2 separate regions of the Homo sapiens genome follow, and region 1 is linked to region 2. Evidence: read pairs that join two places in POLR2A ChIA-PET (ENCODE). Cell type or tissue: A673. All regions are shown on one strand. Each heading gives the region's core, and the rest is flanking DNA. Links, peaks and the distances in the headings are about the cores only. Region 1 has its middle 22 kb from the start of MAPK3. Region 2 holds the start of SEPHS2 (selenophosphate synthetase 2).

Region 1 (16,433 bases), core at 5,222-13,221, 300 kb after region 2:
GTTGTAATGAGCCAAGATCACACCACTGCACTCCAGCCTGGGCGACAGAGTGAGACTCTGTCTCAAAAAACATACACAGACACACACACACACACACACACACACACAAATTAGCTGGACGTGATAGCACACCCCTGTAGTCCCAGCTGCTTGAGAGACCAAGGCACAAGAATCGCATGAACCCAGGAGGCGGAGGTTCCTGTGAGCCAAGATCGCACCATTGTACTCCATTCTGGGTGACAAGAGCGAAGCTCCGTCTCAAAAATAAATAAATAAATAAATAAATAAATAAATAAATAAATACCCAAAAGTGGGACTGCTGGATCATATGGTAGTTCTATTTTTAATATTTTGAGGAACTTTCACACAGTTTTCCACATTAGCTGTACCATTTTACATTCCCACCAACAGTGCACGGGGTTTCCAATTCGCTCTCATTCTTGCCACACGTATTTTCTGGTTTTGGTGTTTTTTGTTTTTGTTTTCTATAGTGGCCATCGTAACAGGTATGAGGCAGCACCTCATTGTGATTTGGTGATATATATATATATACATCTAGATTTTGTCCACAGTTCCTGGTTCACAGCTCCCATAGCTCTTGCTAGAATGCTGGAGTGCTGCAATCCTCTGAAGCAGGCCTCATTGAAAAAAGAATCTCTTGGCTGGGTGTGGTGGCTCATGCCTGTAATCCCAGCTCTTTGGGAGGCCAAGGTGGGTGAATCACGAGGTCGGGAGTTCAAGACCAGCCTGGCCAACATGGTGAAACCCCGTCTTTACTACAAATACAAAAATTAGCCAGGTGTGGTGGCGGGCGCCTGTAGTCCCAGTTAGGAGGCTGAAGCAGGAGAATCGCTTGAACCTGGGAGGCGGAGGTTAGTGTGAGCGGAGATCACTGCACTCTAGCCTGAGCAACAGAGCAAGAATCCGTCTCAAAAAAAAAAAAAAAAACTCTCTCTCTCTGTTTGACCTTCTCCTGCTCTCCTTTCACCTGCTTCTTTTTCTCACCAAGGCAGGAATCTTCCCCTACCTTTCTGTATTGAAATTGGCCATAAAGAAACTCTCTGACATACCTTGTCTGAGTGTAGTTGATGACACCTTCATTTCGGTAGGACTCCTGCCCATACCCTGGAGGAAGGAAAGCTGCACAGAGAGGCCAAGGAGTTGCTGAACACAAGGGCCTTGCTGGGGTTCCCCATTCAGGGTATTAGTATTAGATCGTGCCCTTTTTGACCAATCACCTTTCTACACATTTGTCCATGCTTGAGTCATGCCTATCCAATTAAGTCTCCATAAAAGGCCAAAAGGACAGGGCTTAGGGAGCTTCCGGATAGCTGACCATGTGGAGGTCATACAGGAGTTAAGAAGAAATTACTTAGGCAGATAGTAAGGGTACAGAAGTCTTTGGTAAGGTTCTCCTTTTAATGAAAAGCAGCCCCAAATTATTTTCCTTTCTAACGAAGAGTAGCCTGTAAAATCGAGCTGCAGACATAGATGTTGGCAGTTGTGCCAATCATGTTCAAGATGGTGGCTCCATCTTCCCTTCTCTTTGTCAGCCACGTGTACAGTAAAGAGCAGACAAGATGGCGAAGGCCAAGGGGAAAGTTCATTTGCATAATATGATTAGGGTGAGGCAGCCAGCCTTCCCTGCATGCTATGTAATATCACTCTTGATCAAACCAATCTGTGAGTCCTATGTAAATCAGGCACCACATCCTCAAATCTGACTATAAAATATGGCACATCCCCCACCTGCTGGTCTTTTCCTCTCAGAAGTCCCCACTCTCACTAAAGAGAGAGCTGTGCCAGACATGGTGGCTCATGCCTGTAACCCCAGCACTTTGGAAGGCCGAGGCGGACGGATCACGAGGTCAGGAGATCGAAACCATCTCTGGCTAACACAGTGAAACCCCATCTCTACTAAAAATACAAAAAATTAGCTGGGCGTTGTGGCATGCACCTGTAGTCCCAGCTACTCAGGAGGCTGAGGCAGGAGAACGGCATGAACCTGGGAGGCGGAGCTTGCAGTGAGCTGAGATCTCTGCCACTGCACTCCAGCATGGGTGGCAGAGGAGACTCTGTCTCAAAAAAAAAAAAAAAAAAAAAAAAAAAAGAGGGAATCATGGAAACCCCAATTTGAAGCCAGTCGGTCAGAAGTTCTGGTGTGTGTAGGGGTGCAGTCTTGTGGGATTGAACCCTCAACTTGTGGGATCTGATGCTATCTTCAGGTAGATAGTGTTGGAATTGAATTGGAGGACACTCAATTCAGAATTGTCCATTGGAGAATTGGTTGTTTGCTTGGTGTTGGCAGGAGTTCCCCCCAACATTTGGTCACAGAAGACTTCTTTTTTTTTTCTTTTTTCTTTTCCTTTTCTTTTCTTTTTTTTTTGAGACCAAGTCTCACTCTGTTGCCCAGGCTGGAGTTCAGTGGTGTGATCTCTGCTCACTGCAACCTCTGCTTCCCTGGTTCAAGCATTTCTCCTGCCTCAGCCTCCCCAGTAGCTGGGATTACAGGTGCCTGCCACCACACCTGGCTATTCTTTTTGTGTTTTTAGTAGAGATAGGTTTTCACCACGTTGGTCAGGCTGTTCTTGAACTCCTGACCTCGTGATCCACCCACCTTGGCCTCCCAAAGTGCTGGGATTACAGATGTGAGCCACCGCACCCAGCCCGGTCACAGAAGACTTCTGTAGTGATTGTTACTGTGGTGTGAGAGCCAAGAAAAAAAACAGTTTGTGTTTTTTCTTCAGAGGTTTTGATTTGCATTTCCCTGGCGATTAAAGTTCTGATTTTTTAGTGGGTTCCTTAGGATTTACAGGATCTTATATATTTTCTTTTTTTGTTTTTGTTTTGTTTTGTTTGAGACAGAGTCTGACTCTGTCACCCAGGCTGGAGTGCAGTGGCACGATCTCAGCTCACTGCAAACTCTGCCTACCAGCTTCAAGGGATTCTCCTGCCTCAGACTCTGAGTAGCTGGGATTACAGGTGTGCACCACCATGCCCAGCTAATTTTTTGTATTTTTAGTAGAGACGGAGTTTCACCATGTTTGCCAGGCTGGTCTCAAACTGCTGATCTCAAATGATCTGCCCACTTTGGCCTCCCAAATGCTGGCATTACAGGCATAAGCCACCACGCCCGGCCTTGGATCTTGTATATTTTCTATATACAAGATCATGTAATCTATAGATAGTTTCACTTCTTTCTTTCCAATCTAGATGCCTTTTATTTCACTTTCTTGCTTAATTTTCCTGGCTAGAATCTCCAGTACAATACAGAATAAAAGTGGTAAGAGCGGACTTCCTTGTCTTATTTTGATCTGTCAGGAACTTTCACCATTAAGTATGATGTCAGCTGTGGGTTTTTCACAGATGCTCTTTATCAGGTAGAGGAAGTTGTCTTTTACTTGTAGTTTGTTGCATGGTTTTTTTCTTACGAAAGAATGTTGAATTTTGTCAAAGTTTTTTTCTGCATTTATTGAGATGATTAATTGCTTTTTTCCATTTATTCTAAAATTATGGTGTATTAAGTTAATGTATTTTCAGATATTGAACCAGCCTTGCATTCCTGGGATCATTCGCACTTGATCATGGTGTACTGTCCTTTTGATGTGGTGCTGGATTCTGTCTGCTGGTATTTGAAGATTTTTGCCTCTATATTAATAAGAAATACTGATCTGTAGTTTCCTTTCTTATGTCTGGCTTTGGCATCAGGGTAATACTGGCCTCATAAAAAGAGTTGGGAAATGTTGCCTCTTCTTCTATTTTTTGAAAGAGTTTATGAAAAACTGGTATTAATTTTTCTCTAAATGTTTAGTTAAATACAGCAGTGAAGCCCTGTGGGCATGAGCCTTTGTGGAAGTTTTTGTTTTTGTTTTTGTTTTTTCTCTCGAGAGGGAGTCTCGCTCTGTTGCCCAGGCTGGAGTGCAGTGGCACGATCTCATCTCACTGCAAGCTCCACCTCCTGGGTTCACACCATTCTCCTGCCTCAGCTTCCCATGTAGCTGGGACTACAGGCACCCACCACAATGCCTGGCTAATTTTTTTTTAGTAGAGACGGGGTTTTACGGTGTTAGCCAGGATAGTCTTGATCTCTTGACCTCGTGGTCTGCCCACCTCGGCCTCCCAAAGTGCTGGGATTACAGGCATGAGCCACCACGCCAACCTGTGGGAAGTTTTTTATTACTACTTCAATCTATTTACTTGTTATATGTCTATTCAGAATTTCCATTTCTTCCTGAAATTTGGTAGGTTTTTCTTGTTTTTCTAGGACTTTGTCCATTTTTCTAAGTTGTTTAATTAATTGGCATACAACTATTTATTGTATTCCTTTATAATACTTTTTATTTCTTTAAGGCTCATAGTAATGTCCCCAAGGTGTCTAATAAGAGGTCAGCTCTAGTTAAGTGGAGGCTGAAATAAATCATTTGAACCTCAAATAACTTTGGGGGAGGTCAGGTACTACATATATATATATATATATTTTTTTTTTTTTTGAGATGGGGTCTCACTCTGTTGCCCAGGCTGGAATGCAGTAGTGTGATCTTGGCTCACTGCAATCTCTGCCTCCCAGGGTCAAGTGATCCTCCCACCTCAGCTTCCCAAGTAGCTGGGAGCTGAGAGCACAGGCATGCACCACCACACCCGGCTAATTTTTTGTATTTGTTGTAGAGACCGGGTTTTGCCATGTTGCTCAAGCTGGTGTTGAATGCCTGAGCTCAAGTGATCCACCTAGCTTGGCCTCCCAAAGTGTTAGGATTACAGGCGTGAGCCACTGTGACCAGCCTAGTACTACATTTTAAATCTTTCATTTTTGCTGACATGAAAAGCTATTTATCTGTAAAAGTGGAACCTATCAATTAATCAGATTAAGCAAAAACTTTACATGTGGTCTGTCCAGAATAGGCAAATCCATGGAGACAATAATTAGATTAGTGGTTGCCAGGGACTTGGGGAGTAGGGAGGGGACAGGGAGTGGCTGCCAATTAGTATAGAGTTTCTTCCTGGGGTGAAAATATTTTGGAATTACATAGTGGTGACAGATGAACTTTGTGAATCAACTAAAAACCAAACCCACCAAACTGTACACTTTGAAAGGGTAAACTTAATGGTGTATGTTTTATATTCCAATAAAGCTGTTATTTTTTAAAAAGGTTATATGGGCCAGGCGCAGTGGCTCACACCAGTAATCCTAGCACTTTGAGAGGCTGAGGCGGGCGGATCACTTGAGGTCAGGAGTTCGAGACCAGCCTGACCAACATGGTGAAACCTCGTCTGTACTAAAAATACAAAAATTAGCCAGGTGTGATGGCGGATGCCTGTAATCCCAGCTGCTCGGGAGCCTGAGGCAGGAGACTCACTTGAACCCAGGAGGTGGGGGCTACATTGAGCTGAGATTGCGCCACTGCACTCCAGCTTGGGCAACAGAGCAAGATTCTGTCTTCAAAAAGAAAAAGAAAAAAAAAAAAAAGGTGGCTGGGTGTGGTGGTTCATGCCTGTAATCCCAGCATTTTGGGAAGCCAAGGCGGGTGGATCCCAAGATCAGGAGATCGAGTCCAGCCTCACCAACATGATGAAACCGCGTCTCTACTAAAAATACAAAAAAAATTAGCTGGGTGTGGTGGCACGTGCCTGTAGTCCCAGCTACTCAAGAGGCTGAGGCAGAAGAATTGCTTGAACCTGGGAGGCAGAGGTTGCAGTGAGCCAAGATTGCGCCACTGCACTCCAGCCTGGTGACAGAGCAAGACTCCATCTCAAAAAAAAAAAAAAAAAAAGTTATATGTGAACTCTGTTCCTAATTTTAAGTTATGCTGTATGTTCCTACCTTTCAATGATGGAATATGAAAGGAGAACAAAAAAGGAAAAGAAAAGAGATAAGGGCTCTCTTACTGTCAACTTACTGTATTACCCTTCTAAAATATAAACCGGGCCGGGCACGGTGGCTCACGCCTGGATTCGCAGCCCTTTGGGAGCCTGAGCCGGGCAGATCACCTGAGGCCAGGAATTTGAGACCAGCCTGGCCAACATGGTAAAACCCTCTCTCTACTAAAAATACAAAAATTAGCTGGGCGTGGTGTCACGCACCTGTAATCCCAGCCACTCAGGAGTTTGAGGCAGGAGAATCACTTGAACCTAGGAGGCGGAGGTTGCAGTGAACATAGATTGAGCCACTGCACTCCAGCCTGGGTGACAGAGCAAGACTACATCTCAAAAAAAAAAAAAAAAAGCTGGACGTGGTGGCTCACACCTGTAATCCCAGCACTTTGGGAGGCCAAGGCAGGTGGATCACCTGAGGTCAGGAGTTGGAGACCAGCCTGGCCAACATGTGAAACCCTGTCTCTACTAAAAATACAAAAATTAGTCGGGTGTGGTGGCGGGTGCCTATAATCCCAGGTACTTGGGAGGCTGAGGCAGGAGAATCTCTTGAACCCCACAGGCAGAGGTTGCAGTGAGCTGACATCATGCCACTGCACTCCAGCCTGGACAACAGAGCAAGACTTTGTCTCAAAAAAAAAAAAAAAAAAAAGACCGGGCGCGGGGGCTCACACCTGTAATCCTAGCACTTTGGGAGGCCGAGGTCGGGGGATCACGGGGTCAGGAGATCGAGACCATCCTGGTTAACACGGCGAAACCCCGTCTCTACTAAAAATACAAAAAATTAGCCGGGCGTGGTGGCGGGTGCCTGTAGTCCCAGCTATTCAGGAGGCTGAGGCAGGAGAATGGCATGAACCCGGGAGGCGGAGCTTGCAGTGAGCCGAGATCATGCCACTGCACTCCAGCCTGGGCGAAAGTGCGAGACTCTGTCTCAAAAAACAAAGTGATTAAGTTTGAACTGACAAGTAGTTTGTTTTCTCTACTTCTTCTCACTGATCTCCTCCTTTCAATTAATGAGTGCCCAGATAAGCTCTGTCCTCAATCTGTCATGCAGCCTAAGGGTGGCTGCACACATTGGTAAATGAGTTTGATATTCCTGTGGCCCAGATTGCTCAGCCCTTGATCATGTTTTCCTTTTCCTTCACATCCACCTATGATGCTCAAGCATCAGGTACAATCCTGACATCCCAAACTTCTATTTTTTCACCTGTTAACTGGTGCAATCAATGACATCACTCACACCAACCGGGGATGAGGGAAAAGTACAAATTATCACATCCTGTCTATATTTGTAAATGTCTTCATCAACATTCAAATGTGCAAATGTTTTTACTGCAAGGCTCTGAAGCTGACTAACATGATAAAATGCTCTCATTCCTTCTAGCAGAAAATCCAGTCTTCTTATCCCAGCCCTCAAGGTCTTCTTTGCCATCTGCTGCTCCAATTGTTCTCCACACAACTCCTGTTTTTTTTTATTGATACATAATGTATTCCAGGCCAGGCGCAGTGGCTCACACCTGTAATCCCAGCACTTTGAGAGGCCAAAGCAGGTGGATCACCTAACATCAGGAATTCAAAACCAGCCTGACCAATATGGTGAAACCCCATCTCTATTAAAAATACTAAAATTAGCTGGGTGTGGTGGCGGTCGCCTGTAATCCCAGCTACTCGGGAGGCTAAGGCAGGAGAATTGCTTGAAACCAGGAGGCGGAGGTTGCAGTGAGCCAAGATTGTGCAATTGCACTCCAGCCTGGGCAACAGAACAAGATGCTGTCTAAAAAAGAAATATATATATTATATATATCTCACATATATAATATATCACATATATTATATAATATATCACACATATCATATATAATATATATCACATATACCACATATATTATATATGATACATAATATACCACATATATTATATATGATACATAATATATCACATATATTATATATGATACATAATATATCACATATATTATATGTGATACATAATATATCACATATATTATATGTGATATATATCACATATATTATATATGATATATGATATATCGCATATATTATATATGATATATGATATATCACATATATTATATATCATATATGATATATCACATATATTATATCATATATGATATAATATGTGTTGCATATGATATATCATATATGTCATATATATATACACCATGCTTATGGGGTCCATGAGAGTATTTGTTACATGCATAGAATGTGTAATGATCAAGCCAGGGTATCTGGGGTACTCATCACCTTGAGTATTTCTCATTCCTATGGGTTGGGAGTAATTCAAGTTCTCTTCTAGTTACTTTGAAATATACAATTCATTGCAGCCAACTATAATCACCCTACTCTGCTATCAGATATTAAAACTTTTTTTTTTTTTTTTGAGACTGAGTGTTGCTCTGTGGCCCAGGCTGGAGTGCAGTGATCTTGGCTCAGTGCAACCTCTGCTTCCCAGGTTCAAGCAATTCTCTTGCCTCAGTCTCTGAAGTAGCAGGGATTATAGGCACCTGCCACCACGCCTGGCTAATTTTTTTTTTTTTCCAGTAGAGGTGGGGTTTCTCCATGTTGGCCATGCTGGTCTCGAACTCCTGGGCTGAAGCAATCCACCTGTGTTCGCCTCCCAATGTGCTAGGATTACAGGTGTGGGCCATCATGCCCAGCCTAATTCTGTTTTATAGTCAAATAGTATTCCATTCTGTATACATACCATAGTTGATTTATCCACTCCTCCATTGATAGATACTTAGGTTGATTCCATATCTTTGCTTTGTGGATAATGTGGATAATGATGTGGTAAGAATATGACAACTCTTTTTTTTTCCTTCAAGACAGGGTCTTGCTCTGTTACCCAGGCTGGAATGCAGTGGTGCAATCACAGCTCACTGTGGCCTTGAATTCCTAGGTTCAAGTGATCCTCCTGCCTTGGCCTCCCAAAGCACTGGGACTATAGGCATGTACCACCACACCTGGCTATTTTTTTAAATTTTATGTAGAGACAGTCTCACTCTGTTGCCCAGGCTGGTCTCTAACTCCTGGCCTCAAGCAATCCTCCTGCCTTAGCCTCCCAAAATTTTGTGATTACAGACATGAGCCACCATGCCTAACCAAGACAAGGTTTACTTTTAAAAAGTTAGAAGGGGCCAGGCACAGTGGCTCACGCTTATAATCCCAGCACCTTGGGAGGCCGAGGCGGGCAAATCACCTGAGGCCAGGAGTTCAAGACCAGCCTGGCCAACATGGTGAAACCCTGTCTCTACTAAAAAAAAAAAAAAAATTAGCCAGGCATGGTGGCAGGCGCCTGTAACCCCAGCTACTCGGGAGGCTGAGGCAGGAGAATCGCTTGAACCCAGGAGGCAGAGGTTGCAGTGAGCCAAGATCACACCATTGCACTCCAGCCTAGGTGACAAGAGTAAAACTCCACCTCAAAAAAAAAAAAAAGTTAAAAGGCATCAGGTTAAAGATAGTAGACTAAACACATGTATTTACTTCTGTTCTTGCCCCAAACATAATAAAATGGCAGTAAGAGAATCTTTCTAATGCCACACACCCACAGGAAGAGTAAGAATAGGAAAGAAGACAATACGAACAAAAATGTTTAAGCCAGGTACTAATAGAGGGACTCATGGTAACCAATTTACTAGAACCAAGGAAGTGGAATCGAGCTGGCATTGGAAAAAATGAGAAATTGCTAGGTTTTCTTTGCAGAAGCCACAAAAGACATAGAAATTGGCACCTTCAGGCAGGAATTGGAAGAATCTTCTGAAGGGACTGTGATCAAGCCAAGAGGAAAGTCCTGAAGACACTGACATCAGGAGCTCCCTGGGAAGCCACCAGCAAGGTCACCCCCTAGCACACAGTGCCACACAGTGGAGAGAGGTTTTTTTTTTGTTTGTTTGTTTGTTTTTGAGATTGGGTCTCACTCTGTCACCCAGGCTGCAGTGCAGTAGCACAATTACAGCTCACTGCAACCTCAAACTCGTGGGCTCGATCGTCCTCCCACCTCAGCCTTCCTGGTATCTGGGACTACAAGTGTGCACCACCGTGCCTGATTTATTTTTTTTCTTATTTTTTTTTGAGATGGAGACTTACTCTGTCGCCCCGGCTGAAGTGCAGAGGCACGATCTCAGCTCACTGCAACCTCTGCCTCCCTGTTCAAGTGATTCTCTTGCCTCAGCCTCCTGAGTAGTTGGGATTACAGGCATCCACCACCACGCCTGGCTAATTTTTGTATTTTTAATGGAGATGGGGTTTCACCATGTTGACCAGACAGATCTCGAACTCCTGACCTCATGACCCGCCCGCCTTGGCCTCCCAAAGTGCTGAGATTACAGGCGTGAGCCACCATGGTCAGCTTTATTTTTTTATTTTTTGTAGCGATGAGGTCTTGTTATGTTACCCAGGCTGGTCTTGAACTCCTGGACTCAAGAGATCCACCTGTCTTGGCCTCCCAAAGTGCTGGGATTGCAGGCATGAGCCACTGTGCCCTCAGCCTGGGGAACTTTTAAAAGGCTTTTAATAGCTCCAGCTTTAGTATGCACAGACCCCCAAGATTCACCACGTTTGAGGAAGGCATCCAATATAGAAGACAGGTTCGGGAGCGGTGGCTCACACCTGTAATCCCAGCACTTTGGGAGGCCGAGGCGGGCGGGTCATGAGGTCAGGAGTTCGAGACCAGCCTGGTCAACATGGTGAAACCCCGTCTCTACTAAATATACAAAAATTAGCCAGGCATATGGTGGCGGGCACCTGTAATCCCAGCTACTCAGGAGGCAAAGGCAGGAGAATCACTGGAACCCGGGAGGCGGAGGTTGCAGTGAGCTGAGATCTCGCCATTGCATTCCAGTCTGGGCAACAGAGCAAGACTGTCTCAAAATAATAATAATAATAATAAAGACAGAGGCTGAAAGGGTGAATGGATAAACAAACTGTGCTACCTACATACAGTGGAATATTATTCAGAATTTTTTTTAAAATAGGAAATTTTGATACATGCTACAACATGGCTGAACTTTGAGGACATTATACTATGTGAAATAACCCTGTCCCCAAAAGACATATACTGCATGATTCCACTTATGTGAGGTACCTGGAGTCAGAGTCATAGAGATAGAAAGTAGAGTGATGGTTGCCAGGGGCTGAGGGGAGGGGAGAGAGGGGAGTTGTTGTTTAGTGGGTTCAGAGTTTCAGTTTTGCAAGATGAAGAGTTCTGGAGATTGGTTGCACCACAGTGTGAATGTACTCAACACCACTGAACTGAACACTAAAAAATGGCTCAGATGGTACTTTGGGAGGCCGAGGCGGGTGGATCACCTGAGGTCAGGAGTTGGAGACTAGCCTGGCCAACATGGTGAAACCCCATCTCTACTAAAAATACAAAAATTGGCCAGGCGCACATCTGTAATCCCAGCACTTTGGAAGGCCAAAGTGGGTGGATCACCTGAGGTCAGGAGTTCCAGACCAGCCAGGCCAGCATGGTGAAACCCTGTCTCTACTACAAATACAAAAATTAGCCGGACGTGGTGGCACACACCTGTAATCCCAGCTACTCGGGAGGCTGAGGCAGGAGAATTGCTTGAGCCTGGGAGATGGAGGCTGCAGTGAGTGGAGATCGTGCCACTGCACTCCAGCCTGGCCAAGAAAGCGAGACTCTGTCTCAAAAAAAAAAAAAAAAAAAAAGGTACATTTATGTTGTGTGTATTCTACCACAATCACAATTAACTTTTTATTTATTTATTTTTTTTTGAGACGGAGTCTTGCTCTGTCACCCAAGCTGGAGTGCAGTGGTGCAATCTCGGCTCACCGCAACCTCCACCTTCTGGGTTTAAGCAATTCTCCTGCCTCAGCCTCCCGAGTAGCTGGGATTACAGCCTTGTGCCATCACGCCCGGCTAATTTTTTGTACTTTTAGTAGAGACGGGGTTTCTCCATGTTGGTCAGGCTGGTCTCAAACTCCTGACCTCAGATGATCCGCCTGCCTTGGCCTCCCAAAGTGCTGGGATTACAGATGTGCGCCTGGCCAATTTTTGTATTTTTAGTAGAGATGGGGTTTCACTATGTTGGCCAGGCTAGTCTCTAACTCCTGACCTCAGGTGATCCACCCGCCTCAGCCTCCCAAAGTGTGGGATTACAGGCGTGCAGGCGTGAGCTACCACACCCAGCCTACAATGAGTGCATTCTTTTTTTTGAGACAGAGTCTAGCTCTGTTGCCCAGGCTGGAGTGCAGTGGCACAATCTCGGCTCACCACAACCTCTGCCTCCCGGGTTCAAGTGATTCTCCTGCCTCAGCCTCCAGAGTAGCTGGGACTACAGGCGTGCAAGACCATGCCCGGCTAATTTTTGTATTTTTAGTAGAGACAGGGTTTCACTATGTTGGCCAGGCTGGTCTCGAACTTCTGACCTCATGATCCATCCACCTTGGCCTCTGAAAGTGCTGGGATTACAGGCGTGAGCCACTGTGTCTGGCCATGAGTGCGTTCTTATAAAGCCCAAAACAGGCAGGAACTAAGCCTGTTTAGAAATGCATACATGGTGCAGCTGGGCGAGGTGGCTGATGCCAGTAATCCCAGCACATTGGGAGGCTGAGGCAGGAAGATCACTTGAGCTCAGGAATTCAAGACCAGCCTGGGCAACATTGCAAGACCCTGTCTCTACAAAAAATTTAAAAATTAGTCGGGTGTAGTGGCACGCATGTGTAGTCCCAGCTATTCTGGGGGCTGAGGTGGGAGGACTGCTTGGAGCCCAGGAAGCTGAAGCTGCAGTGAGCTGTGATTGCACCACTGCACTCCAGCCTCCGGTACAGAGCAAGACCCTATCTCAAAATAAAACAAAACAAAATAATATGAAATAAAACCAATAGAAAATGGAATATGTTTGAATGTGATAAAGGATTGACATCTCAAGGTAGCATTCAGGATTGAACTAGTGTTACATAGCAAAAAAACACAGCAGCTAAAATGTGACATAATGAACTCAGTGTGGTGGAGGGGAAAGAAGGAACAAACAGTGCAGGGAAGAAGTGTTTGTGGAAAGGGCATGGTTCAGCTGTGAACAGTGTTTACATAGCTATAGGATATAGACTCTGAATATCTGTGTACCCAGAACCGAGGCACAGTGACATGGAAGAATGAAAACAGGAAGTGCACACGTGCATATGTAGGAATAGAGATGTGGGCTGTCGGGGAGAGGTGGAAGAATTGTAAAGCCTCAACCTTCAAAATGATAACAGGTAGTGCCTAAAACCGAGAAATCAGCAAGTACAATATGAACATGCTGTTTAGAGACATGGAAGTCAATACCAATGGCCCAGCCAAAGCGGTGGAACGTTCTTGCCTCTGGGGAACAGGAAATGGGTCATGAAGGAGCCCTGGTTTTTCATAATACGCCTATAGAGCCCAGCTTCAGCGGCTCATGCCTATAATCCCAGCACTTTGGGAGGCCGAGGCGGGAGGATCACTTGAGCCCAGGAGTTCAAGACAAGCCTGGGCAACATGATAAGACTCCATCTTTACAAAAAATTGAAAAAATTAGCTGGATATGGTGGCATGCACCTGTACTCCTAGCCACTTGAGGGGCTGAAATGGGAGGATTGCTTCAGCCCAGGAGTTCAAGGCTGCAGTGAGCAATGATCACACCACTGCACTCCAGCCTGGGAGACAGAGTGAGACCTTGTCTCAAAGAAAAAGAAAAGCCAGGAGGCCAGGTGCCGTGATTCATGCCTGTAATCCCAGCACTTTGGAGGCTGAGGTGGGCAGATCACTTGAGGTCAGGAGTTCGAGACCAGCCTGGCCAACATGGTGAAACCCTGTCTCTACTGAAAATACAAAAATCAGCTGGCGCAGTGGCGCACGCCTGTAATCCCAGCTACTTGGGAGGCTGAGGCAGGAAAATTGCTTGAACCTAGGAGGCAGAGGTTGCAGTGAGCTGAGATTGCACCACTGCACTCCAGCCTGGGTGACAGAGCGAGACTCCGTCTCAACAAAAAAAGAAAGGAAAGGAAGGAAAGAAGGAAGGAAGGAAGGAAGGCCGGCCGGCCAGGTGCAGTGGCTGACACCTGTAATCCCAGAACTTTGGGAGGCATAAGTGGGAGGATGACTTGAGCCCACAAGTTCCAGACCGGCCTGGGCAATGTACTGAGTCTCCACAAAAAATCTGTAAAAAAATTAGCCAGAAGGCCGAGGCGGGCGGATCACCTGAGGTCAGGAGTTTGAGACCATCCTGGCCAATATGGAGAAACCCCGTCTCTACTAAAAATACAAAATTAGCCAGGCATGGTGGTGCATGCCTGTAATCCCAGCTACTCAGAAGCTGAAGCAGGAGAAACACTTGAACCTGGGAGGCAGAGGTTGCAGTAAGCCGAGATCACGCCATTGCACTCTAGCCTGGGCAAGGAGAGCGAAATTCTTTCTCAAAAAAAAAAAAAAAAAAAAAAAGTTAGACAGGCATAGTGGCGCACACCTGTAGTTGAGAGGCTGAGATGGGAGGATTGCTGGAGCCCAGGAGGTAGAGACTGCAGTGAGCTGAGATTGCACCACTGCCCTCCAGCCTGGGTGACAGACTGAGACCCTGCCTCAGAAAAAAAGAAAAGAAAAGGCCTGGCATGGTGGCTCACACCTATAATCCCAGCACTTTGGCAGGTGGATCCTCTGAGGGCAGGAGTTCGAGACCATCATGGCCAACATGGTGAAACCCCATCTCTACTAAAAATACAAAAATTAGCCAGGTGTGGTGGTGGGAGCCTGTAATGGCAGCTACTCGGAGGCTGAGGCAGGAGAATCACTTGAACCCAGGAGGCAGAGGTTGCAGTGAGTTGAGATCACACCACTGCACTCCAGCCAGGGTGACAGAGTGAGACTCTTGTCTCAAAAAAAAAAAAAAAAAAAAAGTCCAACTGTGCTTTCGCATACGGGTTGCCCCCTTACACACAGGCTGCGTGGTTTTCAGTCCCCTTTGGGCCTGAGCCTACCCTCCTGCCACTGCAGCGCAGGCAACAGGCATGTGACTAAAGCAGCCATCTGCGAAGCAGATCCCCAGCCCCGGCTGTTCCCTCCCCATCCATTAGAGTTACTGTTGGCTGTTCGGGTCACCCCATCTGAGGCTGAGGCTCAGACATCACAGAGCAGAGTATAGCTTTTCCCACTTTGCCCTTCCCAAACTCCACCCACAGAATCAACGAGCATTTGAAAAAAAATTTTAAAAGGTGGTTGTTTCATGCCACTAAATTTTAGGATCGTTTACCACACAGTCGTAAATAAATGAAAGCTAAGGGAAAAAGCAGTATGTAATTGTGTATTAATGTACTTGAGGTGAACAAGACAATGCCTATGACTATTAGGATGCTAAATTAATCATAGGATGCTAAATTAATGAACAATTATCTCATTGCATGTGCTAAATATTTATCTGTGTTCCAATACTGAACTAATATGTATCATTTTATTTATCATTTCAAGAATATCCAACCTCCTCCCGCCTCCCCAAAAAACCAGCCACTCCTTCATCCCTTTTGGGTCCTGATGAAGAGGCAATCGGAATAGCATTTATAGGAGCCAAAGCGGCTGCACAGGAAGTTCTGTAATAAAAGAAGATGTAAGAAGAGCCGCGTAACCCAGGGATAAACACAAAAGCTGAGCATAAACCTATGAGAACAGTGTCGGGATGGCTGTAACTCGGAATGAGCTGAGATTACAAAACATGCTATAGACAACAAAAAGGGCTTTGATAGCTATATCTGGATCAAGAAAAAGGAAGAAATAGGCCCATTGCTTAGGGTAGATGTTGTAATACGAACAGATGACCAAGAGGAAGCAGAAGCTCTCCACTTTCATTTAGTTTCTCTTTTTTCTTTTTTCTTTCTTTTTTCTTTTTTTTTTTTGAGACAGGCTCTCTCACTCTGTTCCCCAGGCTGGAGCGCAGTGGTGCAATCATAGCTCACTGCAGCCTCCACCTTCCAGGCTCCAGGGATCCTCCCACTTCAGCCTCCCAAGTAGCTGGGACTACAGGCATGCACTGCCATGCTCAGCTTATTTATTTATTTATAGAGCTGGAGTCTTCCTATGTTGCCCAGGCTAGTTTTGAACTCTTGGCTCGGCCTGGCACAGTGGCTCACGCCTGTAATCCCAGCACTTTGGGAAGCCGAAGTGAGCAGATCACTTGAGGTCAGGAGTTCAACCAGCCTAGCCAACAGGGTGAAACCCCGTCTCTACATACAAAAATTAGCCGGGCGTGGTGGCACGCACCTATAATCCCAGCTACTCGGGAGGCTGAAGCACGAGAATTGCTTGAATTTAGCAGACAGAGGCCTCAGTGAGTTGAGTTCCCACCATTACACTCCAGCCTGGGCGACAGAATGAGACTCCGTCTTAGGAAAAAAAAAAAAAAAAGAAAGAAAGAAAAGAAAAGAAAAAAACTTGGCTGGGTGTGGTGGCTCACACCTGTAATCCCAGCACTTTGGGAGGCCGAGGCGAGCGGATCATGAGGTCAGGAGATCAAGACCATCCTGGCTAACATGGTGAAACCTCGTCTCTACTAAAAATACAAAAAAATTAG
Region 2 (16,433 bases), core at 2,964-10,963:
GTGGTTCATGCCTGTAATCCCAACACTTTGGGAGGCCAAAGTGAGCAGTTCGCCTGAGCCCAGGAGTTTGAAACCAGCTTCCGCAACGTGACAAAACCCCATCTTTGCAAAAGATACAAAAATTAGCTGGGTATGGTGGTGCATGCCTGTGGTTCCAGCTACTCGGGGAAAGGGAGGAGACCTCCCCTTATATTATCTTATGCCCAATTTCTGCCTCCAAAGAAAGAAAAAGTAAAAACTAAAAGGCAGAAATGAAATCCACAAGCAGACAGCCCGGCACCACACCCTGGGCCTGGTAGTTAAAGATCAACCCCTGACCTAATCGGTTATGTTATCTATATATTACAGACATTCTATAGAAAAGCACTGTGAAAATCCTTATCCTGTTTTGTTCCGATCTAATTACCGGTGCATGCAGCCCCCAGTCACATACCCCCTGCTTGCTCAATCGATCACGACCTTCTCACGCACACCCCCTTAGAGTTGTGAGCCCTTAAAAGGGACAGGAATTGCTCACTCGGGGAGCTTGGCTCTTGAGACAGGAGTCTTGCCGATGCCCCCCAGCCGAATAAACCCCTTCCTTCTTTAACTCGGTGTCTGAGGAGTTTTGTCTGTGGCTCGTCCTGCTACAGGGAGGCTGACGTGGGAGGATCATTTCAGCCCAGGAGGCGGAGGTTGCAGTGAGCTGAGGTCACGCCACTGCCCTCCAGCCTGGGCAACAAAACCAGACCCTGTCCCCAAAATAAAAAGGTAGATTTACATGTGCTAGCATAGAAAGATTGTTATGATAATGTAAGCAGAAAAAAATCAAGATACAAAACAGTGTGTGTCACATCTCGTTTATCTGTTAGGCAGGAAATCTGTTTTTTCTCAGCCTCTCACTTCCACATCTCTGCCTACTAAACATTTGTTAGGTATACTTTAAAACAAATTGGTGTGAGGAACTCTGCACAGTTATTTCTAGATTTTAGAGATGTCTTATTTATAGAGCGCAGAAGAGATGAGGTTTTGGGAACCTTCCATGTGCAATGATATTGATATTGATATTGATATTGATATACACAGTCGTCCCTCCCATATCAATGGTGGATTGATTCCAGGAAGCCCTGCAAATAACAAGTTCCACAGATGCTCAAGCCCCTTATATAAAATGGCATAGTATTTGTATGTAATCTACACACATCATTTCTAGATTACTTATAATACCTAATACAATGTAAATGGCATGTAAATCATTGGAACACTGTATTGTTTAGAAAATAATTACAAGAAAAAAGTCTGTACATGTTCAGTGCAGAGGTAACCATTCATTCTTCCTTTTATAATCATTTTCAATGCATGATTTGTTGAATGCACGGACATGAAACTCACAGATACAAAGGGCTGGCTGTGTATATATCTCCATAATGTTTGTTTTCAAATAAAGAGCACATATTACTTTTAAAATAAAAAAAATTAATAACGGATTTGAGATAAGCTTGGCATGGTGGGAAGATAAGGCAGGAGGATTGCTTGAGCCCAGGAGTTCCAGGCTGCAGTGAACTGTGATTGCACCACTGCACTCCAGCCCGGGTGAGTGCAGCATGGGTGAGAGACTTAATCTCTTTTTTAAAAAATTAATTGGCTGGGTGCGGTGGCTCATGCCTATAATCCTAGCACTTTGGGAGGCCGAGGCAGGCGGATCACCTGAGGTCAGGAGTTTGAGACCAGCCTGGCCAACATGGCGAAACCCTGTCTCTATTAAAAATACAAAAATTAGCTGGGCGAGGTGGCAGGCGCCTGTAATCCCAGCTACTCAGGAGGCTGAGGCAGGAGAATTACTTGAACCCAGGAGGTAGAGGTTGCAGTGAGCCGAGATCATGCCATTGCACTCCAGACTGGGCTACAGAGCAAGACTCCGTCTAAAAAAAAAAATAATAATAATAATAATTAATTTTTGGCCAGACGCGGTAGTTCACGGCTGTAATCCCAGCACTTTGGGAGGCCGAGGCTGGCGGATCACTTGAGGTCAGGAGTTCGAGACCAACCTGGACAACATGATGAAACCCCATCTCTACTAAAAATAGTCCCAGCTACTGGGGAGACTGAGGCGGGAGAATCGCTTGAACCTGGGAGGCGGAGGTTGCAGTGAGCCGAGATCGTGCCACTGCACTCCAGCCTGGGCGACAGAGCGAGACTCCGTCTCAAAAAAAAAAAAAAAAAAAAAAAGACATTCTTTGTACCAGACCCCATGCTAAGCCTTGGGCACATGGAGACCAGTGAAGCGGGGTTCCAGCTGTAGGGCTCACAGGTGTCACAGAAAACCCAGAATGGTAAATGCTAGAACAGAGGAAAGACCAGGGTATGAGATCACAGAGGAGAGACTTCCTCTTGAAGATAATAGTGTTTCTTGGGCAGAGAAACAGCCATTCCAAAGGGCAATTGAGAGCAGCACTGTGTTGCCTGGGCTGGAGTGCAGTGGCCATTCACAGGTGCCATCATAGCACACCATGGCCTTGAAGTCCTGGACTCCAGTGATCCTCCTGCCTCAGCCTCCCAACTAGCTGGGACTACAGGCTTGCCCCACCAGGCATAGCTCTCTTGCTTTTTTGGCAAGAGATGATGCACTAGGCCTTCTCACATTTGCCCCAGATACAAAGATGAAGCTTTCTGTCACTTGGGATGGTGGCAGCTGATGAAGGTGTGAGGGTGGTGGCCATAGGTGTCATCTCTCAAGTCTTCTGAGGCAGAGCCTGCTACTCTTAAGTCCCACAGGCAAGTCCAGGGGAAGTGGGGCTTGGGAACTGAGGCCATGCCGGGCCTGGGTCAGGGTCAGGGCGAGGTCAGGGACCGGCAATGGGGGCACTCATTCAGATGCTGAGCCAAGGTAGTGCAGGCTCAGACTGTGGGAAGGACACTTCAGAGGTTCCAAACCTCTTGAATTTTTTTTTTTTTTTGAGACGGAATTTTGCTCTTGTTGCCCAGGCTGGAGTGCAGTAGCATGATCTTGGCTCACTGCTGTGAGACAATTTTGTCTGTTGTGTTCACTGCTGTATCCCCGGGTCTAGCACAGTGGCTGGCACAGAGGAGGTCTTCAGTAAGTATTTGTGAATGAACCCAGGGAGTGTTGAGCATCTATAACCAGGTATCTCAGGTAATTTTTAACCATTATTTTATTTCTTACTAGAAAAAATGATGCTGGCCGCGGTGGCTCACATCTGTAACCCCAGCACTTTCGGAGGCCAAGGTGGGCGGATCACCTGAGGTCAGGAGTTCGAGACCAGCCTGGCCAACATGGTGAAACCCCATCTCTACTAAAAATACAAAAAATTAGCTGGGCATGGTGGCAGGCACCTGTAATCCCAGCTACTCAGGAGGCTGAGACAGGAGAATCGCTTGAACTTGGGGCGCGGAGGTTGCAGTGAGTCAAAATTGTGCCACTGCACTCCAACCTGGGCGACAGAGTGGGACTCCGTCTCACCAAAAAATAATAAAATAAATAAATAAATGAGATTATCCCATTTTTGCTAATTTAAAAAAAAACATACATACACAGCACACAGGGCAGGGTTCCCCACAGGGCGGAGGGTGACAGGGCGCCCCCTGGAGGGTGATGCGTGTAGGTGGAAAATGTTTAAAACACCATCCATTAAGGTATCCCAAGGATTTCTCTTTGGGAAATGGGATTTCAAGTCGTTTTAACATTCCTCCTTTTTACGAAGCTGTATTTTGTGATTTTTCTACAATGACAACAGAATGATTTTACAATAAGAAAAAAAATGGGGCCGGGTGTTGTAGTTCACACCTGTAATCCCAGCATTTTGGGAGGCTCAGGTGAGTGGATCATTTGAGCCCAGGAGTTGGAGATCAGCCTGGGAAACATATCAAGACCCTATCTCTACAAAAATTTAGCAGGAGTGGTGGTGTGCACCTGTAGTCCCAGCTACTTGGGAGGCTGGGGTGGGAGGATTGCTTGAGCCCAGGAGGTCAAGGCTGCAGTGAGCTATGATTAAACCACTGCACTCCAGCTGGGGTGACACAGCAAGACCCTGTCTCAAAAAAAAAAAGGGGGAAATGGGAATAGTGTACTAAAGGTATGTATATTTTACCACAGTAAAAAATAAGAATTTTTTAGATGTACTGATCCTTCAAGTGTAGTGTTATAACCCCAAATGATTATCACAATTGGGCCACATACCTGACCCAAATGCTGTTGTTGTATGTGAAAAGCAAACCAGGGGCTAGGACTCCAATCCTGTTATTCTTTTCCCAACCTGGAGTGCAGTGGCGCAATCCATAGCTTACTGTCACCTTGAACTTGAACTCCCAGGCTCAAGCGAGGTCTTCTTGTTCTTTTTTTTTTTTTGAGATGGAGTCTCACTCTGGCACCCAGACTGGAGTGCATTGGTGCGATCTCTGCTCACTGCAACCTTCGCCTCCTGGGTTCAAGTTATCCTCCTGCCTCAGCCTCTTGAGTAGCTGAAATTACAGGCATGCACCACCATGCCCGGCTAATTTTTGTATTTTTAGTAGAGACAGGGTTTCGCCATATTGGCTAGGCTGGTCTCGAACTCTTGACCTCAGGTGATCCGCTCACATTGGCCTCCCAAAGTACTGGTATTACAGGCGTGAGCCACTGCGCTCGGCCACAAATAGTAAAACATAGCTCAATGGATCTCTCAGTGAGAAATAAGAAAAGAACAAAAGGAATGCTTCCAGGTGCTGAGGCTGCAGCCCTCAGGGTCACCCTTGAGAGGCCCCTATGGGTCACCTGCACAGAGGCACATGCATGTGTCATTCTGAGCACAGCAGGTTGGTCACTGGCCAAGGCAAATTCGTGACTTTCTTTGCACTGGCCCAAGTGAATATTGCTCCAAGTAGAAGCAACAGGGAACTGTATGGATGAAAACCTTCCCCCAAAGACCTCTGCTTCCTAGAAGGGCATGGAGTAGAGGTTATGAGTATTATCAAGGAGGCCCCTCAGCCAGGTGCAGTGGCTCATGCCTGTAATCCCAGCACTTTGGGAGGCTGAGGCAGGAGGATCACCTGAGGTCAGGAGTTCGAGACCAGCCTGGCCAACATGGTGAAACCCCATCTCTACTAAAAATACAAAAATTAGGCAGGCATGGTGGCAGGTGCCTATAATCCCAGCTACTCGGGAGGCTGAGGCAGGAGAATCGCTTGAACCTGGGAGGCAGAGGTTGCAGTGAGCTGAGGTCAAGCCACTGCACTCCAGCCTGGGTGACAAAAGCAAAACTCTGTCTCAAAACAAAACAAAACAAACAAACAGAAACAACAGAGCAGCCCCTGCTCTGCAGAGCTTACAAACGAGGGGGCCAGACAGATAGGCATGGCATTATCACATGATTAAAGAATTACAGGGCCAGGCGCGGTGGCTCATGCCTGTAATCCCAGAACTTTGGGAGGCCGAAGGGGGCGGATCATGAGGTCAAGAGATCAAGACCATTCTGGCCAACATGGTGAAACCCTGTCTCACTAAAAATACAAAACATTCGTTGGTTGTGGTGGCGGGTGCCTGTAATCCCAGCTACTTGGGAGGCTGAGGAAGGAGAACTGCTTGAACCCGGGAGGTGGAGGTTGCAGTGAGCCGAGATCGCACCACTGCATTCCAGCCCGGGTGACAGTGCGAGACTCCATTTCAAAAAACAAACAAACAAAAAAAAGAATTGCAAATTGTACTAAGTGCAGAGAGGGAGAAGTCCAAAGAACTAAGAGAATGTATAACCAGCACCACCTGACCTAGTCACTTTTTAACTCAGGTGAGGTGATTACAGACATAATACAATGTTTTCCTCTTTCCCTTAGAGATATGAGGATCCTTTCCCTGTACAATAGGCTTAACATTTTGCAAAACACTTTTCAGCTGAGGTTTCCTATGGCCCTTCCACTAGATCCTAAGCAGAGATTGTGACCCTGGTTTAACAGAAGAGAAGACTAAGGTGCAGAGAGGCTAGATCACTTCCTCAAGGTCAGCCAGCTCACTGACAGCAATGCAGACATCATACAAGGTCTTTTGCTTTCACTGTATTTTCCCACTCCATCATGCTTTCTTTTTGCATGTTTTTTAAATTCTGAAATATAGCATACCTACAAAAATAGTGTGGGAAAATATCTATGTGCAGTTTTTTTTTTTTTTTTTTTTGAGACAGAGTCTCGCTCTTTCACCCAGGCTGGAGTGCAGTGGTGCAGTCTTGGCTCACTGCAACCTCTGCCTCCCAAGTTCAAGCAATTCTCCTGCCTCAGCCTCCCGAGTAGCTGGGATTATAGGCGCTCACCACCATGCCCGGCTAATTTTTGTATTTTTAGTAGAAACGGGGTTTCACCATATAGATCAAGCTGGCCTCGATCTCCCAACCTCGTGATCCACCCGCCTCGGCCTCCCAAAGTACTGGGATTACAGGTGTGAGCCACTGTGCCCGGCCCCGAAAATATCTATGTACAGTTTAAAGAACAACCATGTACCACGTACCCACCACCAGCCCAATGAACAGAATTAAACATAGCCCAGAAGCTCCCTATGTAGCCCTCCCTAGACATAGCCCCTATGCTGAGTCTTCTATTCATTTTCTTGTCTTTTAAAAAAGTTTTTATTGGCTGGGTGTGGTGGCTTATGCCTGTAATCCCAGCACTTTGGGAGGCCGAGGCCAGCAGATCACTTGAGGTCAGGAGTTTGAGACCAGCCTGGCCAACGTGGTGAAATCCCGTCTGTACTAAAAACGCAAAAATAAGCCGGGTGTGGTGGCGCACACCTGTAATCCCAGCTATTCAGGAGGCTGAAGCAGGAGAATCACTTGAACCTGGGAGGTGGAGTTTTTAATAGATATTGGCAAACTGCCCTTCATGGCTATATAAGATATATATATATATTTATTTACAGAGATATAGGAATTTTAGAATAGACCAGTCCTATGTAACCCACTCTGTTCCACAGATGGATGAGTCAACCGACGCGGAGAGTGACTCCACACAAAGCTGGTGGGAAACACCATTAGAATCCATGCAGGTGTCTGGACTTCCAGTCCTAAATCTCTCTTTTTGTGTGTGTCTGTGTGTGTGGGGGGGGTGTTTGTTTGTTTGTTATTGTTGTTTGTTTTAGAGACAGGTTCTTGCTCTGTCGCCCAGACTAGAGTGCAGTGGCGCGGACGCAGCTCACTGCAGCCTCGACCTCCTGAGTCCTAGAGTTCTTGAAGTTCCTGTTAACATTTCATTATATTGATGCTGCCTGCAGTTTGCTAACTTAATGGTAGTAGTTTAATTTCTAATTTCTCATGCTTTCTGTTTTTTCCCTTGGGCTATTTTGCCATCCTGGATCGATCATGTGCGCTGTCAAGTGACCTTTGGGACAATCCTGCCGATCATGAGGTTTGCCGAGTGACCAATCTTCCCTCGTCTACAATTTGCTGGACTTGGAAAAGTGACTGGAAGGGAGCAGAGTTCCGTCAGCCACTGCCAAGAAACCATTTAAATTACTAAGAGAGCGAAGGAAAGCACGTGACGTTCTGCAATCCCGTTGCAAGCGGTTTTGCAAGCCGGAGGTTGTTGCACCTTTTAGAGTCTAGGAAGCCCGCCTCTCGGTGGCGGAGTCGTCATTGGATGTTGCGGCTGTCAATCGCCAGGGCTATAAATAAGGGAGTCCGGCGGCTCCTCTATCAGGAAGATTGTGCATGCCGTGGGTCTGACGGCTTGAGTAGCGCTAGGGAGAATCCCTGCAGGTAATATTTGACTTTTGCTTCATATTAATCTGAGTGGAAAATAAAAGGGCCCTCTTCTCCTCTCGCTTCCCTGCCGGGCAGGCGCCATGGCGGAAGCCTCGGCGACGGGCGCCTGCGGAGAGGCGATGGCAGCGGCGGAAGGCTCCTCGGGCCCGGCGGGCTTGACTCTGGGCCGGAGCTTCTCGAACTACCGGCCCTTCGAGCCCCAGGCGTTGGGCCTCAGCCCGAGCTGGCGGCTGACGGGCTTCTCCGGCATGAAGGGCTGAGGCTGCAAGGTCCCGCAGGAGGCGCTGCTCAAACTCCTGGCGGGACTGACGCGGCCGGACGTGCGGCCCCCGCTGGGCCGGGGCCTGGTGGGTGGCCAGGAAGAGGCGTCCCAGGAAGCCGGCCTGCCGGCAGGAGCGGGCCCCAGCCCCACCTTTCCAGCCCTGGGCATCGGGATGGACTCCTGCGTCATCCCCCTGAGGCACGGGGGCCTGTCACTGGTGCAGACCACGGACTTCTTTTACCCCTTGGTAGAAGATCCCTACATGATGGGGCGCATAGCTTGTGCCAACGTGCTGAGTGACCTCTACGCCATGGGGATTACTGAGTGTGACAACATGTTGATGTTACTCAGCGTCAGCCAGAGTATGAGTGAGGAGGAACGCGAAAAGGTAACGCCACTCATGGTCAAAGGCTTTCGGGATGCGGCTGAGGAAGGAGGGACGGCAGTGACCGGTGGGCAAACGGTGGTCAACCCTTGGATTATAATCGGTGGAGTTGCCACTGTAGTATGCCAACCAAATGAGTTCATAATGCCGGACAGCGCCGTCGTTGGGGACGTGCTGGTGTTAACCAAACCGTTAGGAACCCAGGTTGCTGTCAATGCCCACCAATGGCTGGATAATCCTGAAAGATGGAATAAAGTAAAGATGGTGGTCTCCAGAGAAGAGGTGGAGCTGGCCTATCAGGAAGCCATGTTCAATATGGCTACCCTCAACAGAACTGCTGCAGGTTTAATGCACACATTTAATGCCCATGCGGCCACAGATATCACAGGCTTTGGCATTCTAGGACACTCCCAGAACCTTGCAAAACAACAAAGAAATGAAGTGTCCTTTGTTATTCATAATCTGCCAATAATTGCCAAGATGGCTGCCGTCAGCAAGGCCAGTGGACGGTTTGGGCTTCTTCAAGGAACCTCAGCTGAAACCTCTGGGGGATTACTGATTTGTCTGCCAAGAGAACAGGCGGCTCGCTTTTGTTCTGAAATCAAATCCTCCAAGTACGGAGAGGGTCACCAAGCGTGGATCGTTGGCATTGTGGAAAAGGGAAACCGAACGGCCCGGATCATTGACAAGCCGCGAGTTATTGAAGTCCTGCCTCGTGGGGCCACAGCTGCTGTTCTTGCTCCTGACAGTTCAAATGCCTCCTCTGAGCCTAGCTCGTGAGATGAAAGAACAGAAGTTGTTTGGACCTTAGAGCCATTGTCCACAATCACGGATGGTTCTCAAGAGTTGATTGTAAGAAATTTCCAAAGAAGGCTGCCTGCATAGTGGTTCCGGCTGCCCTTTCTAGGTGATTGGAATCAGCCCATCTAAAGCAGTCTTTATATGCATTCCGAGGCCAGAGTAACATTTTGAACTTTGGGGGGATATTTGTTCATCACTTGGGTAGAAGAGGAGCAAAAATACCTCTGTTTTCTCTTGCCAAAGTAAGATGAAGCTATTCCAGGTTGAGGGATTTTTCTTTGCACGGGGTTGATTAATTTCTGCACAGGGAGTGAGATTATTAAAGTAACACACACACAAAGTAAATTGCAAAATGAAAAAAATTAGAAGCAAATGAGTTTTGGACCAATATTGTTGATAAATCTAAATTGTTAAGAGAGATCTTATAATGCAACATCAAATTCTTTATTCAATTTTACTGAAGTACTGGCTCTTTCCTGCTCTGGACAAGAATTGAGCAACTTGTCTGATGACTGGGAAAGGAGGACCTGCAACCATCTGACTTGGTCTCTGTTAATGACGTCTCTCCCTCTAAACCCCATTAAGGACTGGGAGAGGCAGAGCAAGCCTCAGAGCCCAGGCCTCAGTGGTCATTAAGATGTTAAGTCTTTTGCGGCAGATTCCTGGTGATTTGATCAATAAAGAGTAATTTCTTGCTAAATAAATAAAAGAAACCTTGTTGAAAAACTATTCTGGCTAATGTTTGGTGGTTTGAAATTCAATACAGTCTTATAAAACGAACCAGCTTATACACTGAGTCTGGTATAGCAGAGAGAGAGTGTTTTCCCTGATGCTGGTGAATTGGGTAATTTAACACCCAGATTTAGGGTTGCACCTTCCCCCTGAAATGACAGAAAAGGACTCGAAGCAGGCATACGCCCCAAGGGTTAGAGAGTGGGCAGGAAATAGCAAAAGAAAGGTGTCAACAATTCTTGAAAGATGGAAAGGAGGTGGAAGAGGGGTAACTGACTTAAAGGAATCCTTCATAGTAGGGGAAGACAAGAAGCAAGAAGATGTGCTTGGAAGATGGGGTAAGACCTGGGGATAAAACATACTGTTTGAGAGTTTATACACGGTAATTCGATCTTTAGCGTTCTCCACACTCTTATTTCACACAGCCAGGTGACTGCCTCTCACCTACGCAGGTAGAGTTGGGAGCACCACACACAGCAGAGGATAGGGAGCCTAACTGAAAAAATAAAAATTTAAAATGAGACTGCCCAGCCCCCTTCCTCAATTAGATATTCAAAATACTGGCCAGGCCAGCACGGTGGCTCACGCCTGTAATCCCAGCACTTTGGGAGGCCGAGGCGGGCAGATCATGAGGTCAGGAGGTTGAGACCATCCTGGCTAACAAGATGAAACCCCATCTCTACTAAAAATACAAAAAATTAGCTGGGCGTGGTGGCGGGCGCCTGTAGTCCCAGCTACTGGGAAGGCTGAGGTGGGAGAATGGCGTGAACCTGGGAGGCAGAGCTTGCAGTGAGCCGAGATTGCACCACTGCACTCCAGTCCGGGCAGCAGAGCGAGACTCCATCTCAAAACAAACAAACAAAAAACTGGCCAGGCCAGGCCCAGTGGCTCACGCCTATAATCCCAGCACTTTGGGAGGCCGAGGTGGGCAGATCTCTTAAGCTCAGGAGTTTGAGTTCAGCCTGGCCAATATGGCAAAACTCCGTCTCTACTAAAACAAAAAAAAATACAAAAATACCCAGGTGTGATGGCGTGCCCCTGTAGTCCCAGCTACTCGGGAGGCTGAGGTGGGAGAACCTTGAACCCGCAAGGCAGAGGTTGCAGTGTGCAAACACTGCAGTCCAGCCTGGGCGACGGGAGTGAAACCCTGTCTCAAAAAAAATAAATAAAAGCCCAAAATCACTCTACCACAAGGCCTCCTAGGTGAAAGCCTTTATTGAATGATGTTAAGCTTTTTTTTTTTTTTTTCCGGACAAAGTCTCACTCTGTTGCCCAGGCTGGAGTGCAGTGGTTCGATCTCAGCTCACTGCAACCTCCGCCTCCCAGGTTCAAGCGATTCTTCTGCCTCAGCCTCCCGAGTAGCTGAGATTACAGGTGTGCACCACCACGCCCGGTGAATTTTGTGTTTTTAGTAGAAAATGTGGTTTCACCATGTTGGCCAGGCTGGTCTCCAACTCCTAACCTGAAGCAATTTACCCGCCTCAGCCTCCTGAAGTGCTGGGATTACAGGCATGAGCCACCGCGCCCAGCTAATGTTAAGCTTTTTAATGCCTCATTCTTAAATATGAGCAGTCAAGGATCACCAAGCATGTGAGGAGAGCCTCCAACTTAAACAGAAAAAGGAAACTCAGAGGGACAATACAGGGAGTAGGAAAAAAGATAAAAAATATCCGCAAAGCAATACTTAAGAGAACCAGCCACTTAGAATATAAAGATAAAGCTAAAACTTGAAATTTTTAATAGGGGGCTGGGTGCAGTGGCTCACATCTGTAATCCCAGCATTTTGGGAGGCCAAGGCGGGCGGATCACCTGAGGTCAGGAGTTCGAGACCAGCCTGGCCAACATGGTGAAACCCCCATCTTTAATAAAAATATAAAAATTAGACAGGCTTGATGGCATGAACCTGTAATCCCAGCTACTCAGGAGGCTGAGGCAGGAAAATCACTTGAACCCAGGAGGCAGAGGATGCAGTGAGCCAAGATCATGCCATTGCACTCCAGCCTGGATGACAAGGCAAAATTCTGTCTCCAAAAAAAAAAAAAAAATTTCTAATAGGAGACATAAAGTTGCAGAAATTTATCAGAAAGTAGCCCCAAAAGGCCAGGCACCTTACTCACACCTGTAATCCCAGCACTTTGGGAGGCCAAGGTGGGCTTGAGCCCATGAGTTCAAGACCAACCTGAGCAACGTGGCGAAAACCTGTCTCTACAAAAAATACAAAAATTAGCAGGCATGGTGGTGTGCACTTGTAGTCCCAGCTTCTCTGGAGGCTGGGGTGGGAGGATCACTTGAGCCTGGGAGATGGAGGCTGTAGTGAGCCAAGATTGCACCACTGCAGTCACCACTGCAGTCCAGCCTGGGTGACACAGTGAGATCCTGTCTCAAAAAATAAATAAGCCGGGCGCGGTGGCTCACGCCTGTAATCCCAGCACTTTGGGAGGCCAAGGCAGGCGGATCACGAGGTCAGGAGATCAAGACCATCCTGGCTAACACGGCGAAACCCCGTCTCTACTAAAAATACAAAAAATTAGCCGGGCGTGGTGGCAGGCACCTGTAGTCCCAGCTACTTGGGAGGCTGAGGCAGGAGAACGGCGTGAACCCGGGAGGTGGAGCTGGCAGTGAGCCAAGACTATGCCACTGCACTCCAGCCTGGGTGACAGAGCGAGACTCTGTCTCAAAAATAAATAAATAAGAAAGTAGACCATGTCGCCATAAAAAAGAATGAGTTCATGTCCTTTGCAGGGACATGGATGAAGCTGGAAGCCATCATTCTCAGCAAACTAACACAGGAACAGAAAACCAAACACTTGCATGTTCTCACTCATAAGTGGGAGTTGAACAAATGAGAACACATGGACACAGGGAGGGGAACATCACACACCAGGGCCCATTGGGGGTTGGGGGCAAAGGGAGGGAGAGCATTAGGACAAACAGCTAAAGCATGCGGGGCTTAAAACCTAGATGACAGGTTGATAGGTGCAGCAAACCACCATAGCACATGTATACCTGTGTAACAGGCCTGCATGTTCTGCACATGTATCCCAGAACGTGAAGTAAAATAAAAAAAAAAAGTAGCCCAAAAAGATGCACAATAAAATAAATTCTATAAAGATCAAATGAGGCAGGAGGTTCAACATCTAAGCGGAGTTCTAGAATAAGGCAGTAAAGCAGATGGAAGAAAAAATATTATCCAAGTTTTCTAGAACTTAAAAGTTGTAAACCACATACCTCTTGAACTCCTAGCACAGTACATTTTAAAAGATCCATGCTAATTTTATTAAATTTCAAAATGCCAGTTATGAAGAAGAGATCCTAATAATAATGAAAGCAAATGTTTATATAGCACATATTCTGTGCAGGAAGTAAGTGCTTTATACGTATTAACCCAATCTTCTAACAACCCCAATTTGCAAATGAGGAAGCTGAGGTATAGGGAGAATAAGAAATTTGTCCAAGCTTGCATAGTCAGTCTTGTAGGCGGTCTGACTCCAGAACCCATGCTTCTGATCACTATGATCACATACAAAGGTGTGGGAATAATGACACACCTTTGTATGTCATCATGACATCAGACTTCACAACCTCAAATTGGAAGCTAAAAAACAATAAAGCAGCCAGGTGCGGTGGCTCACACCTGTAATTCCAGCACTTTGGAAAGCCGAGGCAGGAGGATCACTTGAGCCTAGGAGTTTGTGACCAGCCTGGGCAATACAGTGAGATCCTATTTCTACAAAAAAAATAGAAAATTAAGTTTAGCCAGGCATGGTGGCATGCGCCTGAGGCCGAGGTGCAAGGATTGCTTGAGCAACAGAGTGAGACCCTGTCTCAGAAAAAAAATTTAAAAACAACACACACACAAAAGCAATGCCTTCAAAATTCTGAGGGTAAATGATAATCTCTGTAGAAGTCTACAGCAAGCCACATTTTTCAAATAAGTAAAATAAAGATATCTTGGGGCATACAGGGTATCAAAATGGCTTCATCCCATGTACTTTTTCTCAAGAAACTACCAGAGGATATGCTCCAACAAAACAAGGAAGCAGGCCAGGTGCGGTGGCTCATGCCTATTAATCCCAGTACCTTGGGAGGCCGAGGCGGGCAGATCACGAGGTCAGGAGTTCAAGACCAGCCTGGCCAACATGGTGAAACCTTGTCTCTACTAAAAATGTAAAAAATTAGCCAGGCATGGTGGTGGGTGCCTGTAATCCCAGCTACTTGGGAGGCTGAGGCAGGAAAACTGCTTGAACCCAGGAGGCAGAGGTTGCAATGAGCTGAGATCGTGCCACTGTACTCCAGCCTGGGCGACAGAGCGAGATTGTTTCAAAAAAAAAAAAAAAAAGAAAACCCCGTCTCTACTAAAAATACAAAAATTAGCCAGGCGTAGTTGGTGGCGGGTGCCTGCAATCCTAGCTACTTAGGAGGCTGAGGCAGAAGAATCACTTAAGCCCAGGAGGCGGGGAGGTTGCAGTGAGCCGAAATCGTGCCACTGCACTCCAGCCTGGGTGACAAAGCGTGACTCTGTCTCAAAAAAAAAACCAAAAAATCAAAACAAAACAAAACAAAAAACAAGGAAGCAAACTGAGAAAGAGAAAAACATGAGATTAAGGAAATGCAACCCAGCACAGGAGAGAGGTGAAGGTAATAGCTAAACAGTAGGCTTACAGAGCAACCAGCCCACACTGGACAGGGAGCCTGGAAGGCTTCCAGAAAGGCCTTCCAGAAAAGAAAAATATGAAACTGATATAATATTGATACATTTAATTGTGTGAAAATTGTATTGGCAGGATAATCGAATATGTGAAAACAATTAGTGGCCAGGCATGGTGGCTCATGCCTGTAATCTCAGCACTTTGGGAGGCTGAGGCAGGAGGACTGCTTGAGGCCAGGAATTCAAAAGCAGCCTGAGCAACATAATGAGACTCTGTCTCTACCGAAAAAAAAAAAAAAGAATTTGTGATAATCATTTAGAAAATTAGCAAACGACTGCCAGGCGCGGTGGCTCACACCTGTAATCTCAGCACTTTGAGAGGCTAAGGCGGGTGGATCACCTGCGGTCGGGAGTTTGAGACCAGCCTGACCAACATGGAGAAACCTTGTCTCTACTAAAAATACAAAATTAGCCAGGAGTGGTGGTGGGCACCTGTAATCCCAGCTACTCGGGAGGCTCAGGCAGGAGAATCACTTGAACCCTGGAGGTGGATGTTACAGTGAGCCGAGATCGCACCATTGCACTCCAGCCTGGGCAACAAGAACGAGACTCCATGTCAAAAAAAAAAAAAAAGAGAGAAAAAAGAAAATTCACAAATGACAACAAAAAATGAATCAACACAGCCAAGAATAACCCTGTAAAATAAACCAACTAACCAACTCCAGCCCAAAACAACCTTATAGAACAAATGAAATGTAGTCATACATTTGTATGAGGTATAGGGAGAATAATAATTGAACATTGACTTTTTTTTTTTGAGACAGAGTCTCACGGTGTTGCCCAGGCTGGAGTGCAGTGGCATGATGGCGGGTCACTGCAACCTGTGCCTCCTAGGTTCAAGCGATTCTCCCGCCTCAGCCTCCCGAGTAGCTGGGATTACAGGCAGACACCACCATGCCTGACTACTTTTTGTATTTTCAGTAGAAACAGGGTTTCACCATGTTGGCCAGGCTGGTCTGGAACTCCTGATCTCAAGTGATCCACCTGCCTCGGCCTCCCAAAGTAATCCTGGGATTACAGGTGTGAGTCACCGTGCCTGGCCAACATTGAATATTTACATAGCCAGTTATGTAAATACTATTAACATCAACAACAAAAAATAGGTAAATCAATTCAATCCATTTTTCTCCTGTTCAAAGTGCAGAAACAGCTTTTCCAGCAATTTCCCACCCCTGCTACAGATCTCCAGCTTCATCTCATGGCACTCTCTCTACCTCTCTCACTACCTGCTGGCCCATCAGCCTTCCCTGGGACTTCAAACAAATCAAGATCCTTTGTGCTTGCAGTTCCCGCTGTCTGGAACCTCACCTCACACTCACCTGACTGGCTTGTTCTCAGTCCTGTCTCAGTTCAAATAAAACCTCTTCACAAAGGCCCTTTCCCACCTCCTGGCCAACAACCAGCCACTCTCCAATGCATCACCCTGTTTATTTGCTTTGTAGCTCTTATCCTAGCCTATAATTCCCTTGAGAATGTGTTAGTTCGCTTTAGAATTGTCTCCTTCTGGGCAAGGCATGGTGGCTCATGCCTGTAATCCCAGCACTTTGGGAGGCTGAGGCGGGCGGATCATGATGTCAGCAGTTCGAGACCAGCCTGGCCAACATGGTGAAACCCCGTCTCTACTAAAAATACAAAAATTAGCCAGGCGTGGTGGCGGGCACCTGTAATCCCAGCTACTTGGGAAGCTGAGACAGGGGAATCGCTTGAACCTGGGAGGTGGAGGTTGCAGTGAGCCGAGATCATGCCATTGCACTCCAGCCTGGGCAAGAGGGCAAGACTTTGTCTCAAAAAAAAGAAAAAAAGAAAAAAAAAGAATTGTTCCCTTCT

Evidence for each region. ChIA-PET counts read pairs that join two places held together with the same protein. Peaks named below come from ENCODE experiments on the same cell type or tissue, not always from the same donor. Only the 100,000 strongest peaks of a DNase experiment are listed, where the experiment ranks them.
Region 1: POLR2A ChIA-PET joins it to region 2 with 12 read pairs; 2 of 35 experiments call an interaction of 5 or more read pairs at or near these places.

What each region holds. Positions count from the first base shown.
Region 1 is chr16:30,136,565-30,152,997 of GRCh38, reverse strand. No RefSeq gene overlaps it. Among named protein-coding and RNA genes, the nearest start is that of MAPK3, 22 kb to the right of the region's middle. In A673, for the core only: a CTCF peak has its summit at 9,778; no DNase peak of the experiment used is centred there.
Region 2 is chr16:30,437,093-30,453,525 of GRCh38, reverse strand. It overlaps SEPHS2 (selenophosphate synthetase 2), which reads left to right and starts at 7,652. Exons shown (of 1, transcript NM_012248.4): 1 at 7,652-9,895. The coding sequence starts at 7,799. The coding sequence ends at 9,145. RefSeq lists enhancers at 3,464-3,758, 7,514-8,460, 10,904-11,198 and a silencer at 8,068-8,187. In A673, for the core only: CTCF peaks have their summits at 3,585 (motif pointing left) and 7,998 (motif pointing right); DNase peaks (open chromatin) are centred at 3,575, 7,555 and 8,005; H3K4me3 peaks cover 2,002 bases; H3K27ac peaks cover 1,422 bases.